2 separate regions of the Mus musculus genome follow, and region 2 is linked to region 1. A link is a loop called in an ENCODE intact Hi-C map of the cell type or tissue named here. Cell type or tissue: gastrocnemius. All regions are shown on one strand. Each heading gives the region's core, and the rest is flanking DNA. Links, peaks and the distances in the headings are about the cores only.

Evidence for each region. Peaks named below come from ENCODE experiments on the same cell type or tissue, not always from the same donor. Only the 100,000 strongest peaks of a DNase experiment are listed, where the experiment ranks them.
Region 2: it touches region 1 in a loop (2.9-fold over the local background); 8 of 42 quality-filtered maps call a loop at or near these places.

What each region holds. Positions count from the first base shown.
Region 1 is chr5:135,626,949-135,634,613 of GRCm38, forward strand. Rhbdd2 (rhomboid domain containing 2) reads left to right here and starts at 5,706. Exons shown (of 4, transcript NM_146002.2): 1 at 5,706-5,970. The coding sequence starts at 5,793. In gastrocnemius, for the core only: CTCF peaks have their summits at 3,883 (motif pointing left) and 5,733; DNase peaks (open chromatin) are centred at 3,857 and 5,675; H3K4me3 peaks cover 1,615 bases; H3K27ac peaks cover 938 bases.
Region 2 is chr5:135,739,546-135,747,210 of GRCm38, forward strand. It overlaps Tmem120a (transmembrane protein 120A), which reads right to left and starts at 4,627. Exons shown (of 12, transcript NM_172541.2): 1 at 4,503-4,627; 2 at 2,736-2,854; 3 at 2,421-2,537. The coding sequence starts at 4,583. In gastrocnemius, for the core only: no CTCF peak of the experiment used is centred there; DNase peaks (open chromatin) are centred at 4,183 and 4,732; H3K4me3 peaks cover 2,028 bases; H3K27ac peaks cover 1,890 bases.

The DNA of each region.
Region 1 (7,665 bases), core at 1,618-6,617:
CCCCCATGACCGATGGCTGACTAACGCTCTTAAAAGCATTATCCAACTGTTCCCCTGACCGATGGACACATTGTCAGAGCTTTGACTGAACGAGTGACCTTCGCTCCCCCTGCTATCCTCGATCTCACTACTGCCTGAGACTTCACCTACTCATCATTGTGCTGACATTCTGGCAGAAGGAACTCATACTCGAAATGATCTGAAGGATCAGATCAGCCTTGGCCTGAGAGTTTGAGCTGGTACACGGATGGCAGTAGCCTCGAGGTTAAGGGTAAGCGGAAGGCGGGGACAGCAGTGCAGTGGTGGACAGAAAGCCAGTGATCTAGGCCAGCAGCCTCCCTAAAGGGACTTCAGCCCAGAAAGCTAAACTTGTGGCTTTAATACAAGCTCTATATATACAGACAAAGAGAGCTGTTGACATCTGCAGAGAAAGACCTAAGATGCTGTGGCTAAAAGAAATCAGATGGCAAATCTAACCGCCCAGGCATCCTAAAGAGCAATGATCCTGACAGTCTGAAGACTATCAAGTTATAGACAAATTAAGACTGGTAAAAGAAACCCTGTATAAAATAGTAAAAACTGAAGAAAGAAAACTAGTCCTCTCATGAGAAGACATCTACTGAAAAATAGACTTTACTGAAAAAATATGTGTATGAATACCTTCTGGTTTTTGTGAACGTTCTCAAGATAGATAAAAGCTTTTCCTTATAAAACTGAGACTACTCAGATAGTCATCAAGAAGATTATTAAAAATTTTCCAAGGTTCGGAGTGCCAAAAGCAATAGTGTCAGATAATGGTCCTGCCTTTGTTGCCCAGGTAAGTCAGGGTGTGGCCAAGTATTTAGAGGTCAAATGAAAATTCCATTGTGTGTACAGACCTCAGAGCTCAGGAAAGATAAAAAAGAATAAATAAAACTCTAAACAGACCTTGACAAAATTAATCCTAGAGACTGGCACAGACTTACTTGGTGCCCCTTCCCCTTGCCCTATTTAAAACTGAGAATACTCCCTCTTGATTCAGTTTTGTTTTACTCTTTTTGAGATCCTTTATGGGGCTCCTGTGCCCATCACTGTCTTAAATGATGTGTTTATAATAATGATCTATATGTTAAGTTAAAAGGCTTGCAGGTGGTGCAGAAAGAAGTCTGGTCACAACTGGCTACAGTGAACGAGCCAGGTACCCCAAGGACAACTCACCAGTTCCAGCCAGAGATCTGATCTACGTACACCTGCGTCATGCTGAGACCCGCAAGCCTCACTAAAAGGGTCCCTGCCTAGTTCTGTTTACTAATCTGCCTTATTCTGTTTCTGTTCCCATGTTAAAGATAGAGTAAATGCAGTATTCTCCACATAGAGATATAGACTTCTGAAATTCTAAGATTAGAATTACTTACAAGAAGAAGTGGGGAATGAAGAATAGAAAATTACTGGCCTCTTGTGAAAACATGAATTTTTTACCTCGGAGCCCACCCCCTCCCATCTAGAGATTGTTCCCAGAACACTCCTAAACTTTTCACCCCAAAACTCCTCACCCTAAAGTTCAAACCCTCCCAACTAAAAACTGTTCCAAGAACATTTTTGAGATAAAGGCCTCCTGGAACAACCTCAAAATGAACCAGGTACTCCTTAGTTACGTAGGTTCCTTGATAGGACATGACTCCTTAGTTACGTAGAATCCTTTGGCAGAACCCCTTGTCCCTTGGCAGAACTCCCTAGTGATGTAAACTTGTACTTTCCCTGCCCAGTTCTCCCCCTTTGAGTTTTACTATATAAGCCTGTGAAAAATTTTGGCTGGTCGTCGATTCTCCTCTACACCACTAGGTGCCGCTAGGTGTATGAGTTTCGACCCCAGAGCTCTGTGCTTTCATGTTGCTGCTTTATTTCGACCCCAGAGCTCTGGTCTGTGTGCTTTCATGTCGCTGCTTTATTAAATCTTGCCTTCTACATTTTATGTATGGTCTCAGTGTCTTCTTGGGTACGCGGCTGTCCCGGGATTTGAGTGTCTGAGTGAGGGTCTCACCTCGAGGCTCTTTCATGGGCAGCACCATTCCATGGACCGGGAGTCCCAGATGAAGAGAAAGCAGACAGCGGCCAGACAGCAAGCTGAACCCAGCTTCCGTCGCTGCTCTCTGACTGTGGATGGAACGTGACAACTGCCTCACTTTCTTGCAGACATGCCTTCTCTGAAGTTAGGCCACGGATCTCAGAGGCTGAGTCAAGCCCAACTTCCCTGCATCTCTCTCTCTCTCTCTCTCTCTCTCTCTGTCTCTGTCTCTGGAACAGAGGTGAGAGGCAGGCTGTGCTCTGAAGAGATGGCTCTCAATTTATGATACCTGGCTCCTCCCCACTCTCATTCACCCACAGTATGTTGACCTAAATTACTTCCTGTCACCCCTAAACAGTTATAGGTAAAGACCTTTCCCGTGTCTAGGGAATTAGTCCAAAGAGACTCCCACAGTGGGTTGCTGGGAAATCGCTCCGAAGGCTACTACTCTCTGAGAGACTCCTCTGGCCTCTCCCCTCCAATCCAACCTTCATGCTTTCTCCTTTCCTCATGCCCCACCCTCTGTATCTATCTGTCTCTTTTTGTATGTATATCTCTGTCTCTCTCTCTTTCTCTTTCTCTCTCCTAGTGAAGCTATTCTCTCCCTCTAAGGCTCCCCCTCCCACCTCTAAGACTCAATCACCCCTCTGCATCCTTCTCATGCTAATTGCCCCTATTGAAAGGAATTGTGTCTGTGTCCCTTCCACAGCTTTTCTTCAATTCCACTTCACCCCTTCCCTGTGGGCTATGACCTCACTCCGTGAGAGGAAACAAACCCCTTCCTTCCTTCCTTCCTTCCTTCCTTCCTTCCTTCCTTCCTTCCTCCCTCCCTCCCTTCCTTCCTTCCTTAAGGTGTTACTGTCATAGCATCAAGAAAAGTAAGGAACAGCCTGGTGGTGGTGGTGGTGGTGGCACACACCTTTAATCCCAGCACTCGGAAGGCAGAAGCAGGCAGATCTCTGTAAGTTTGAGACCAGCCTAGTCTAGATAATTCCAGGACGGCAAAGTCTGTAAAGAGAAACCCTGTTTGGAAGAACCAAACAAATAGACGGAATAAAATGAAAGTAAGGAATATAGCTCCCACAAGCTTTGCAGTAGGTGACACCTGCCTTGTGGGGGTCCTTAGATTAGGGACCAGAAGGCCTGGGGTCAGCAGATGTCTCATTGAAGCCAAATAGAGTGAGATAGCTGGCCTATCTCTCTTCACACTGCCTCTGCCTCTTTTACTGTCTCAACCTTAGCATGGGGTTCTACTGGCCTCTGTGTGGAAGCAAGCTGTTTTGTTGAATAATGCAAGGATAACATGAATAGACTTCCCTTCAAGGCTTTCTTCCTGGCACCGTGACTGTAAATAGCAGACCGTGAACATGCATCAGAAGAGTAAGCAGAGAACACAGGATTAACACTGGGGGGGGGGGGGGGGGCTCCTCCAGGGTATAAAGGCGCTTGCTGCCAAGCTTGCTGATCTAAGTTTGATCCCGAAGACCTACAAGGGATGAAACGTGATGAAACCATTTCTAGATTTAGCTCAAGAATAAACTCTTAGAAACAAGAGCTGTGGTTTGTGCTGAGAGATATTTCTATCCAGACCTCCTCTTTTAGGATATTCTGTCATGTGTGTCTTTGTATCTATGTGGGCACTTTCCTGGAGGTCAGAGGACAGATTACAGAAGTCGGCTCTCTAGCTCTCTCCATCCATCACGTGGATCCATGGGGTCAAACTCAGGTCCCAAGCTGTGTATCTCCCTGTATTCCTCCCCACTGTTTAAAATTCTCTCATTATTTCTATCAGGTGTCTATAACCCCTGCTGCCCCCTAGTGGTAGGTGTTATGCAAGCAAAGCTATTAGTTTTTTTCTTGGGATGGTGGATTCAATGGGCTTATCAAATGGATGGTTTCTTGATTACATCTGATTATTTTTCAAAAGTATATGTATATACCGTATATATGTATATAATGCATACATAAATATTGGGGAGGAGGAATGGGGCTGTAGTTCAGTGATAGACCTCTTAACCTTTCATGCACTAGGCTGTAGGCTGCCCAGTACTGCCAAAACTGAACATATTGAAAAAGGAATATCTTGATGTCGCCCCCTGGGACCCAGCAAACTGGGATTCAATTTCCTGACTCTTCTCACCCGCGACTTGGTCGGGAAGCTACCTCACCTGCTAAAGCACTTGTAGCTCACAAAGGATACTCTAGCTGTTCACCAGAAATAGCTTTGCTCTGCAGGAAGCGCTTTTCAAACTGCAAAAGGCTAAAGCAAAGTTTAGCAAAAGCGTCATGGCGTACGCTCATAGCGCATGTATAGTAGCTCTAGTGTCCCTTCAATTGTCTCCTTCCCCGCCTCCTCTTACTTTATCTCCAGTCCAGCTCCAGAAAGTGCTGGCTCTGTCTTCTTGGCCAATTCAGGCAGGAAGAACCAAGTTTTAATTCTTTCTTTGCTATTGAACTGTATCCCTCAGGGATCCCCATAGACTCAGTTTCCTCTTTGGCAGGACAGAGACAAACACAAGTCTGTGGGAGAATAGGGCTCCGTGGTCCTCACGACGTCATACCATTACAGTGAGAAGGACCCGGCTGAAAGCATAGTTCAGTTGGTAGCATGCTGGAGTCCCTGGGTTCGAGCCTCATTACTGCATAAACTGAGGGAGGTGGTGCACATCTAAAATCCCTGCTTTCTGGAGATGGAGACCCAGAGTTCAGAGTCAAATTTGTGTAAAAGCCAAAAGCAAGAGGAAGAAATGTTTTTCAAGACCCCTCTCCCTCAATGAGGATCTACTAGTAGTTAATGGCTGTTGGGAGGAGAGACATTTGCTCCTGAAAGCGACTTTAATGAAACTCACTGGGTCGCAAAAATTTAAAAAGAAAGAAAGAAAGAAAGAAAGAAAGAAAGAAAGAAAGAAAGAAAGAAAGGAAGGAAGAAAGAAGGAAAGAAGAGAAAAGAAAAGAAACATGGAAGCAAAAGAGAAACTAAGATGGGAAGGCAAGAGGGGGTAATGGAGCCCCGATAAAATATGATCAAAGTACATTATACACATGTAAGAAAATGCCATAATGAAACCATTACTTGGTATAATAAATATAGGTTGATTAAAATTTTTAAAGGGAGCCTTTGAGATGGCTGAGAGTAAAGGTGTTTGTGTGTGCACCTCCACACCTTCTCTCACTGAGCCAAACGCAAATAAAATCTAAAAAAAAAAAGAAAAGAAAAAAAGAAAAATAAAAAGGGCTAAAGAGATGACTCAGTGGGTAAAGGCACTGCTGCCAAGCCTGATTACCCAAGTTCTATTCCCAGGACCCAGAGGTGGAAGGAGATGATAAACTCAACCTTAAGTTTTCATCTACCCTCCACGCGCGTTGCACGCACATGCCCCTCTCTCACACTCAAACAGATGTAATCAAATGTTTTTTTGGTTTTGCTTGTTTGTTTGTTTGTTTGTTTGTTTGTTTTTAATTAAAAATCAAGAAGAAGGAAGCTGAGGTCTAGGCAAGAATACTCCTGAGGCGGCAGCCCGCACAACACCCGTAGGTAAGCTGGAACTACAACTCCCGGCCTCCTTTGGGCGGGTAAGAGCGGAGGACTCCACGGGATTGGGCCTTCCCCCACCCCCACCCCCCCATGGGGCGGTGCTTGAGGAGAGGCCAGTCTTCCGCTGTTGCCAGGGGAGACCGCCGCAAGGAGGCGGAAATTGAGGAGGGAGGCGGGGAGTACCGAGGCCGCACGCTGGAAGGGCTCGCGGCCATGGCGGCCCCGGGCCCCGCGAGTCGCTTCTGGTGCTCGTGTCCCGAGGTGCCCTCCGCCACATTCTTCACCGCCCTGCTCTCGCTGCTGGTGTCGGGCCCCCGCCTGTTCCTGCTGCAGCCGCCTCTGGCGCCCTCGGGGCTGTCTCTGCGCTCCGAGGCCCTGCGCAACTGGCAAGGTGAGAAGAGGCGGGGCGGGGATGGCGCGCTTCCTCAGCCCGCAGACTCCCCGGTCCCTGATCTCCAGCCTCACTGCCAGCCAACCCCAGACCTCCGTGCCCACCACCATTCTCCCCACTTGGAGCTCCAGCATGTCTTGTCCAAAGCCGGATCATTTCCGCCAACTCCTTCTCTACCCACAATCGCCCCCTTCCATGTTACCCCAGATCCATTCATTCTTTGATCTCGAGGGTGAACACACTTCCTAAGCCATTCACGTTTTATAAACACAAACCCCATCTGCTGACGGCCCGAGCCCCACAGGAACAAACCAAACGTTTCTCACCTTTATCGTGACAATTGTCTACTGTCAACCCAATGGATGGCTTTTCCTCTTGACTCTAGAATTTTCTGCTGCGTCTTTACCTTAATCCTGACTCCTAATCCCAGCTCACAGAAGGAGCTGGTAAAGTGTTTGTTTTCTCAGAGGAGAGAAATTTCTCAAACTAATTAAGTCTGGTAATCATCCCTTTGTAAAAGACAGGATTCTTAGTCTTTGTTTCTTCCTCATTCTTTCCTGGGAAATCCCTGTTGCTTCTAACGTTAACAGAGGCCTGCGCGTTCATTTCATGTAATCCTCGCTGTGATTTCATGACAGGCCATATTAAATTGCCTGTTTACCAGAAATTGAGGTTGAATACAGAGATTCGCAGAGCTAACACATCATAATATTGAGATAGGAGCCCCGCACTTTGTTTTTAGTATGGTGATTTAAAACTAGGGCTTTGGGTATATAATCTCCACATCTTTAGATAGAGGTATACATATGTGACACATTATTTATATGCTTGTGTGCACTCTTGTGAAAGTCAGAGGACAACCTGACCGGAGTCTTTCTCTTCTTCCCCCATGTGGGTCCTGGGAATCAAACTCGGGTCTTTGGGATTGGCAGGACCTACCTCAGCCTGTTGAGCCATCTCGTCAGCTACCTAAATCTTAGAGAGTTGTATGTAGAATTTTTTCATATTTACCAGTAAAATTTCAATTTGGGACATATCCAGCAAATAACCAAACTTCTGGAGATATTCTGATAGGATGTAATGGTTTCCTGCTTAAAGCTGAAATTTTCTTTTCCCCCTTTTTTGGATACATGTAGCACTTACAGTCAGCTAAATGCCAGTGTAGACAGGCACGCACTCTTTTTCTTTCTGGGTTTTTGTTTTTTGTTTTTGTTGTTTTGTTTGTTTTTGTTGGTTTTGTTTTTTTGTTTTCGTTTTGTTTACTTTGAAACAAAGGGGCTTGCTATTTATTTACACCAGTATGGCCAGGCTTCATTATGTAGTCCAGGGTAGCCTCAGAGCCATGATCCTCCTGCCTCACCCTTCTGAGTACTAGAACACAGACATACATCACCCATCACCATGCTCACTTAACCATATTTGTCTGAGCATGGGCTCCATGAACAGGCAGAGAAACAGTACCTTTAATGCCAGCACTAGGCAGGCGGAGGCAGGCGGGTCTCTGAGAGTGAGCCCAGCTTGGTCTCCATAGGGAGTTCCAGGACAACCAGGGCTATATAATAAGACTCTGTCTCAAAAAAAAAAAAAAAAGAAAGAAAGAAAGAAAGAAAAGAAATTAGAGCCCTGTAAGTACCTTGCTACCAATCGTGAGAACTGGGGACCTACGTGGTAGAACTTCTGAAGGTTTTTCTCTGA
Region 2 (7,665 bases), core at 1,502-6,501, 110 kb after region 1:
CTTCTGAGCCCCCTGAAGGGCCTGGGTTCCTTCTCTGACTCCACCCTCTTCAGCCCACATCTACTCTGCTCAGGCCAGCTCCACTGGGTGGGCCTGTCCTTGGTGATCATTCCATGGACACTTCCAAAATGCTGGGGTCTCCTGAAGCAACTGGGCAGCACTTCCACCAACAGCCCATGCCAGGCTCCCTTTAGGATGCCAAGCCTCAACTTCTCTCCATGGCTCCCTCAATCCTGGGCTCAACTACTGAAACTGTACCTTGGCTAATAGACTCTACTGGCCTCTCATGGGACCAAGTCTCAGGTCCTTCCCATGATCCTTTATGCCTTCAAAACCAGTACCACTCTTATACATAACCAAGTTTATCTGCCAGCACGAGAGACAATATTAGCCACCTCTGGAACACAGACTCTAAGGAGACACTTCCTCAAAGATTTCACCTCAATAGTGAATAATGCTGGTTTCTTATTATTATTTTCGTTTTGTTGGTGGTGGTTTTTTTTTTTTTTTTTGAGACAGGGTCCTGGCTGTCCTGGAACTCACTTTGTAGACCATGCTGGCCTTGAACTCAGAAATCCTCCTGTCTCTGCCTCCCAAGTGCTGGGATTAAAGGTGTGCGCCACCACTGCCTGGCTATTTCGTTTATTTTATTTTTTTAATATTTATTTATTTATTATATGTAAGTACACTGTAGCTGTCTTAGACACTCCAGAAGAGGCATCTGATTTCGTTACGGATGGTTATGAGCCACCATGTGGTTGCTGGGATTTGAACTCAGGACCTTTGGAAGAGCAGTCGGCGCTCTTAACCCCTGAGCCATCTCACCAGCCCCTCGTTTATTTTTGTTTTGCTTTTTGAGTCAGGATTTTTCTGTGTAGCCCTGGCTGTCTTGGAGCTCACTCTTTAGACCAGGCTGGCCTTGAACTCAGAGATCCACCTGCCTCTGCCTCCTGAGTGCCAGGACAAAAGTCATGCGCCACCAGCACCCAGGTTCTGGTTTCTTCTTAATCACTTCTAATTCTTCAGCCCCAGCTGACCAGAACCACGGCACCTTAAATCTAAACAGCCAACGTTCACAATAGAATCTTTAAACTTCCCTCTGAACTTCCCAAGCCAGGCGTCCATTGCCTGCACTGCTCTCTCAGTATTATCCTCCAACAGAACAGTCCTCTGAGCTCTCAGCAGCCAGTGCCTTTCTAGCCCAAAGTTCCAAAGTCCCCCCCAAACAACATGCTCAGGTCTGCCACAGCAATACCTGACTAGCCTGGTACCAATTTTACTTAGTCAGGGTTACTACTGCTGTGATGAAACACCATGCATGACCAGATAGAACTGGAGGAGGAAATGGCTCATCCGGCTTACATATCCTGAATATGTCCACTGAGAAAAGCCAAGGCAAGAGCTCAGACTGTAAGGGAACCTGGAGGCAGGAGCTGATGCTGAGGCCATGGAGGGGGCTGCTTACTGGCTTGCTTCCCCTGGCTTGCTCAGCCTGCTTTCTTATAGAAAAGACCACCAGCCCAGTGATGGCACCACCCCCAATGGGCTGTGCCCTCCCCCAATCACTAACTAACAGGCTTGCCTACAGCCTGGTCTTATGGAGGCATTTTGTCAATTGAGGCGCCCTCCTCAGATGACACTAGCTTGACATAAAAACTATCTAGGACACAAACTCACTCCCACACAGACCCAGCCCTGCCACCCAGGGCATCAGTCACGTTTTGCAAGCACTCTAAGGTCAAGTCAGGTAAGTCAACCCTTGATTTAGTTTTGGTTTTTATTTTATTTTTATATGGGTGCTTTGCTTGCAAGTATGTATGTGTGCCTGATGCCCATGGAGTCCAGAAGGTGGTATCAGATCCTCTGGAAATGAAGTTATAGACTTGTAAACTACCATGTAAGTGCTGGGAATGGAACCCTGGTCCCTTAGGGGAGCAGTTAGTGATCTTAACCATTAAGCCATCTCTCTAGCCTCTTTGGTTTTTGTTGTTGATGGTGGTGGTGTTTTTGTTTTGTTTTGTTTTGTTTTTGGAAGAGCATCTTACTATATATAGCCTTGGTTGCCTGAAACACACTACGCTGACTAGGCTAACTTTGAACTCACTATGTAGTCAAAGAGGACCTTGGCCTCTCTCCATCCTCCTGCCTAAGCTTCCAGGGTAGTAGGACCACAGGCGTGAGCTAGCTCATTCTTTACCTCTGGAGATGACTTAGGCTACACTGGGAAGCTGTGTCTAACCCTGGTGTGTGGTTAGATGTCCATCGCTGAGGCCCCAGTTCCCTGAACACTTCCCTTGAAGTTCCTACTACAGTGAGCTGTCAGACAGCCAGGCCATCAATATGTCCCCCTCTACTGACTGAATGACTGAGAGACAGGCTAGGGCGTCCCATCCCTGGAGCTGGAAGAAGAAGGGGCTCACCCGTTCTTCTTAGGCAGATAGGCTTCCATGTCGAAGAAGAGGCCTTGGCGCTCTTTCATCTGGTTTTCCAGCTCCTGTGCAGCCTCCATGGACTCGGATGGGAGAGAGGGTCTGCATCTGGGAGTATGGCAGGAGTCAGGCAGGGCAGGTGGGAGAGCCCCAGTCCTGCAGGAACCCCTGTGAGAACCCTTTGGGACAGAGAAAAGGAACAAAACCCAGGGAGGAAGGATAGAAGAGCCATGCCAAGGGAAGCCCAGCGGAAATGCCCCTCCCCACGTCAACCACCCACCCCCAGCAAGCCGTCACCCCCCTCACTTTTTCAGCACCAAGGCCAGCTCCTGGAGCCGCTTCTTCTGCCGTGTGATGGAGTTTGTACAGTTGGCCTGGAGTTTGGTCAGCTCCTCTAGCTTGAGGCGATACAGGCGATGTGTTTCCTAGCATGAGGAGAAGGCGGTGGCTTCACTGGGGAGCTGCCCCGGCAGGGAACTGGCTCTCTCAGAGGTCGAACTTTCTGTGCTTGCCCAGGGACCTCCCAGAGACTGCTCCACTCCTGAAGCAAGCCAGGAGCTAGGCTTCTTCCTGTAATCTCAGACCCTCCGTGGTACATGTCCTCAACAACAGGTCAGTTGTCCCCAGCTCGGGTGGGCGTCTGAATTCTAAGTGGACTCTAGCCCAGTGGTTCTCGACCTTCCTAACACTGCAACCCTTTAATACAGTCCTCATGCTGTGCTGACCCACCCAACCACAAAATTGTTTTCATTGCTATTTCCTATCTGTAATTCTGCTATTTAGGTGATCCCTGTGAAAAGGTAATCCAATCTCCCTGAAGGGGTGGTGACCCACAGGCTGAGAACTGCTGCTCTCAAAGGGGCTGCCTAAACTCACCCCTTCCTTTCTCAGATCCTCCTACCTACCCAGCCTGAAAGAATGGAAATCAGGGATAGCCATGCTGCCTTCTACCCTGGCATTCCTGACGTTTCATCTCAGGTTAAAGGTCGTCAGGCTTCCCGCCCTAAGGCCAGTCCCTCCCATCCACTCCCCTCCTGCAAGCACCTTTGGTCCAAAGCTTCCCCAAGTACTTTGCCCTGGTGGGTGAGCCTTGCAAGTTGCAGCCTAAACGAAGGGCAAGGGGCAGTGTGGGGAAATCAAGGCAGGGGCTGAGGTCATCGTGGTGATGGCAAAACTGGGAGACATGGAGCTGTGTAGGTCTCTAGGGAGAGTTCTAGTGCCAGCGTTCTGGGGAAACCTGGACACATGAGGCTAGGCAACAGTCCAATAGAGGCAAAGGTCTAACCTAGTCTCCTATTGGCCAGGCTCCACTATTTAGGTCTGTTTCTCATGCCAAAATAAGCTGCCGCATCCTCCTCAAACTCTAGCATGTGCCACCTCTGCCCAGTGACAGCCTTCCAGGAAGCATTGGTTTCCTTCTCTCTGGTATGGAGACAGAGTGGCCACAAACAACACCATCCTGGGATGGGAGGTTTTCCAGTGGTCGCTCTACCAATCCAGGAGGTCCTGGTACAGTCTGCCCCGCCCACCTCTCCCTACAAGAAAGAGCCACATGTACTGGGCCTCTTCTTGTCCCTAGGTGGGCGCTGTCCCTCCGTCTCAGATGGCTGAGATTTCCCCAACCAGGCCCGAATTTTACCTAAACTTGCTTCCCTGCGGCGTTCAGCAGAGTTAGCCAAGGGCGGGGAAGGCGTTGTCCGGCTGCAAGTTTGCAGGGTAATTGACCCAAAAGGCTGGGCCCCGTTGGGTTCTGCCTCGGGTGACTGCTCTTTAGGAAGGGGACTGGGTCCCAGATCGGGTAGCAGTGCAGGGGGAGGGGCAACAGAAGAGTCCTGATCAGTTTTCAAGGCCTTTGCACAAAGTCGAGATATCCCGGCACAGAGGGATCCCGCCCAGGCACGCCGGGGACGCGCGGGCAATCCGGGCTCCCATCAGACATTTAAGAAGAAAAGTAGGGGAGAGTCTCGACCCCTGACCCCTCCGAGCTGCCTTATGTGTGACCTAGTACTGCCTGACCCTTGTCCCCGAGACAGAGACGTGGCTCGGGGCTTGGATGGCCGCAGGGACGCTCACCTGGATACCTTGGAAGTCCTGCTGCAGATCCTCCCAGTTGCGCAGGCAGTCGCCCAGCGGGTCCGGGGGCGGGGACTGCATGTCTTTGTCCACGCCACTGGCCGCGGAGAGCCGCGAGTGGGGAGGACGGAGCTGCAACCCCGGCCGGCCGGAGAAGCCTCCGCCACCGCCCCCGTCCGCTTCCGGGCTCGCGCCGCCGTGACTGCCAACGGGAAAAGGCCCGGCGTAATCTGCGCGTGAGCCCCGCCCCTAGGAGCAGCCAATCAGAGCCAGGGACGAGAGCTGGGCGGGGACATGGGCCCGCAGGGCGTCTCCTCGAATTGAGACCAGAGCTGGGCGGCCAGCATTTTTACCCGAGAAGTCTGCTTCCTCGGACCACTCACAAACCAAGGAGACACGTGCTTCTAACACTTTGAAATTTTTAGATAGTGTCTCACTATGTAGCTCAGCCTGGTCTGGAACCAAGAAATACCCCTGCCTCTGACTCGCCGCGTGCAGAGATTAGAAGCGTGAGCCACCTCATACTCTTCATACACTTTTGTCCTTGAGAAGCTGCGCCTCTCTAGGGACAGCCTTCGTCTCTCAGCTTTTACAGATACTCCTTTCCTGGCCCTGAGTCCTCCAAGCTCTCCTCCGTCCTTAACTTTTAGGCTGCCTCTCCTAAACTTCCTACCGTGTCACTTCCGAAGCCTTACCAGTGCGGTTCAAGTTACAGACTCGGTACAGAACTTGCCCAGCATGCTGGAAGCTCAGAGGGCAATTCACCCAAGCACCACACAAAACATCAGATGCAGTGCGGGGCAGTAGTTAAAGGCAGCGCACGCCTTTAATCCCAGTACTTGGAAGGCATAGGCAGGTGGATCTCTGAGTTCGAGGCCAGCCTGGTCTACAGAGTGAGTTCCAGGACAGCCAAGGCTACACATAGAAACCCTGGCGGGGGGATGGGGGTGGGGTGGGGGGTGGGCCGGGGGGGATCAGATGCAGAGGCGCATGCCAGTGATGCAAACATTTGGAAGGTGCAGACGGAAGAATCAGAAGTTCCTGGTCACCCTCGCCAAGGACACGCACTCACTCTACCTACCACCCACATCACACCCTACATTCTTCATCAGTCCCCTTGTAAGCGCCTCCACCCGGACTTGTTCTGAGTCTGAGGAAGAGCTTTTGGGACTTGTGGCCCATGAGGGGGCGCAGCAGGTAAGAGTGCCTGTGGCCAAGTCTGGTGACTTCAGTTTGATCCCAGGACCCACGTTGTGAAAATAGAGAATCGGTTTCAGCAACGTGTTCTCTGACGTCCACACAGGTACCATGGCACGCCTAGACATCTAGAATAAAGCTGGAGAGAAGCTCGGCTTACGAGCACTGGCTGCTCTTACAGAGGACCTGGCTTCAATGCCTAGGTCTACATAGTAGTTCACAACCATCTGTCACTCCAGTCCCTGGCGATCCAATACCCATCTCTGGCCTTCACTGGTACCAGGCCCACATATGTGGTGCATAGACATATATGCAGGCAAAAAAAGAAGTGCATGCAAGCAAGGCACAGTGCATAATTTTAAATATGGTGTAACAAAAACATGGAAGATTTTGTGGAATTTGGGGGGTTTGGGGATGTGGCTTAGTTGGCGAATGCCTACTTGCAGGAAGGCTTGGGTTTGCTTCCTAGTACCACAAGCTTGGTGTGGTTGTACAGGCCTGTATTCCTAGCAATTGGAAGAAAGAGACAGGAGATTCAGAAGTTCAAGGTCATCCTCAGCTACAAGACTCTGTCTCAAGAGAAAAGGAAAAGAAAAGAAAAACTAAACCTGGGAGTGTGTGGTGGGAGTGCCAGAGCATCTCCTTCACAGTGAGCTGGGGACAGAGTCTGTACACAGGGACTCAGAGGCGGTGGGTGGGCAGAGCTCTGGCTCTGGGAATGTGGCAAAGACCCCCGTTTTAGGGCCTCTGAAGTTTGGAGCATCCCTAAGGCTGGGTGGGAGGACCTGCACCCTGGGATAGACACGGTGACAGCTAGTCACAACACAAAGCATAGCAGGACTGGCAACATAAGCATCGCTGAGCACCCCTCCCCACCTCCCACCCCCTCACATGGGTAACCTCCAGAGTGAAGGTCCTCAGAGTGCGCCACAGCTGCGCCAGGACTGCAGTAGGCTCGATGCAGCTCGCCTCCGGGTATGGAGGTGCCTGAGGAGCCAGAAGGAAAAGGGGTTCTGCTCTGCTGAGTGGCCAGGGCCTGAGAAGGCCAGTCATAGTGGAACACATGGAATCCCAGCACTCAGATAAGAGGCAAGAAAGCGGCAGGGCTGAGGGTGGCCAAAGGTACATAATAAGGTAGAGAGATGGCCCAGTGGTTCAGAGCACTGGCCGCTTTTCCAGAGGATCCAGGTTTGGTTCCCAGCAAACACCGGCGGCTCACAACCATCTGTAACTCCAGTTCCAAGTGATGCAATGCCCCTTTCTGACATCTGTATGTCTGTATGGTGATACATAACCAGAGATGCAGGCAAGACATCTATATACATAAAACAAGTAAATCTAAAATAAACTCTAAAGGTGTACAAAATGGATTAGAAGAGACCCAGAGCAGGGCTAGGTGTGTGGTTCAGTTGGTGGAGTGCCTGACCAGCACGCAGGAAGCCCTGGCTCCATCCCCAGCACCAGATAAACCAAGTAGTGGTATACACTATAGTCTCAGCACTGGAGAGCTGGGAGCAGAAGAGTGGGTTTAAATCCTTTCAGCTACAGAGTTTGAGGCCGTGCCAGTCTATAAGAAACCTTATCTCAAAAAACAAAAGGCTAAGCCCGAAGCTCAATGATAGAGGGCGGGCTTGCCTAACATGCAAAGCTCTCAGTCAGTGGCTGGCAACCTGTGGACCCTGACACCTTTAGGGGTTAAATGATCTTTTCGCAGGGGTCTTCTGACACCATCAGAAAACACAGATATTTATATTACAATTCATAATGGTAGGAAAATTAGTTATGAAGTAGCAGCGAAATAATTTTGTGTTTGGGGGTCACTGTTGGGACCAACTCTGCTTCAATGTTAACTGCCTTGTCAGCCATAAGTGCTTACTTACAAAGTCTTGGCCTTAGTGGAAAAGTACTAGCTTAGTTGAGACCTCTGTGGGAAAGAACTAGCCCAGTGGAGAACAAACAGCGGTAG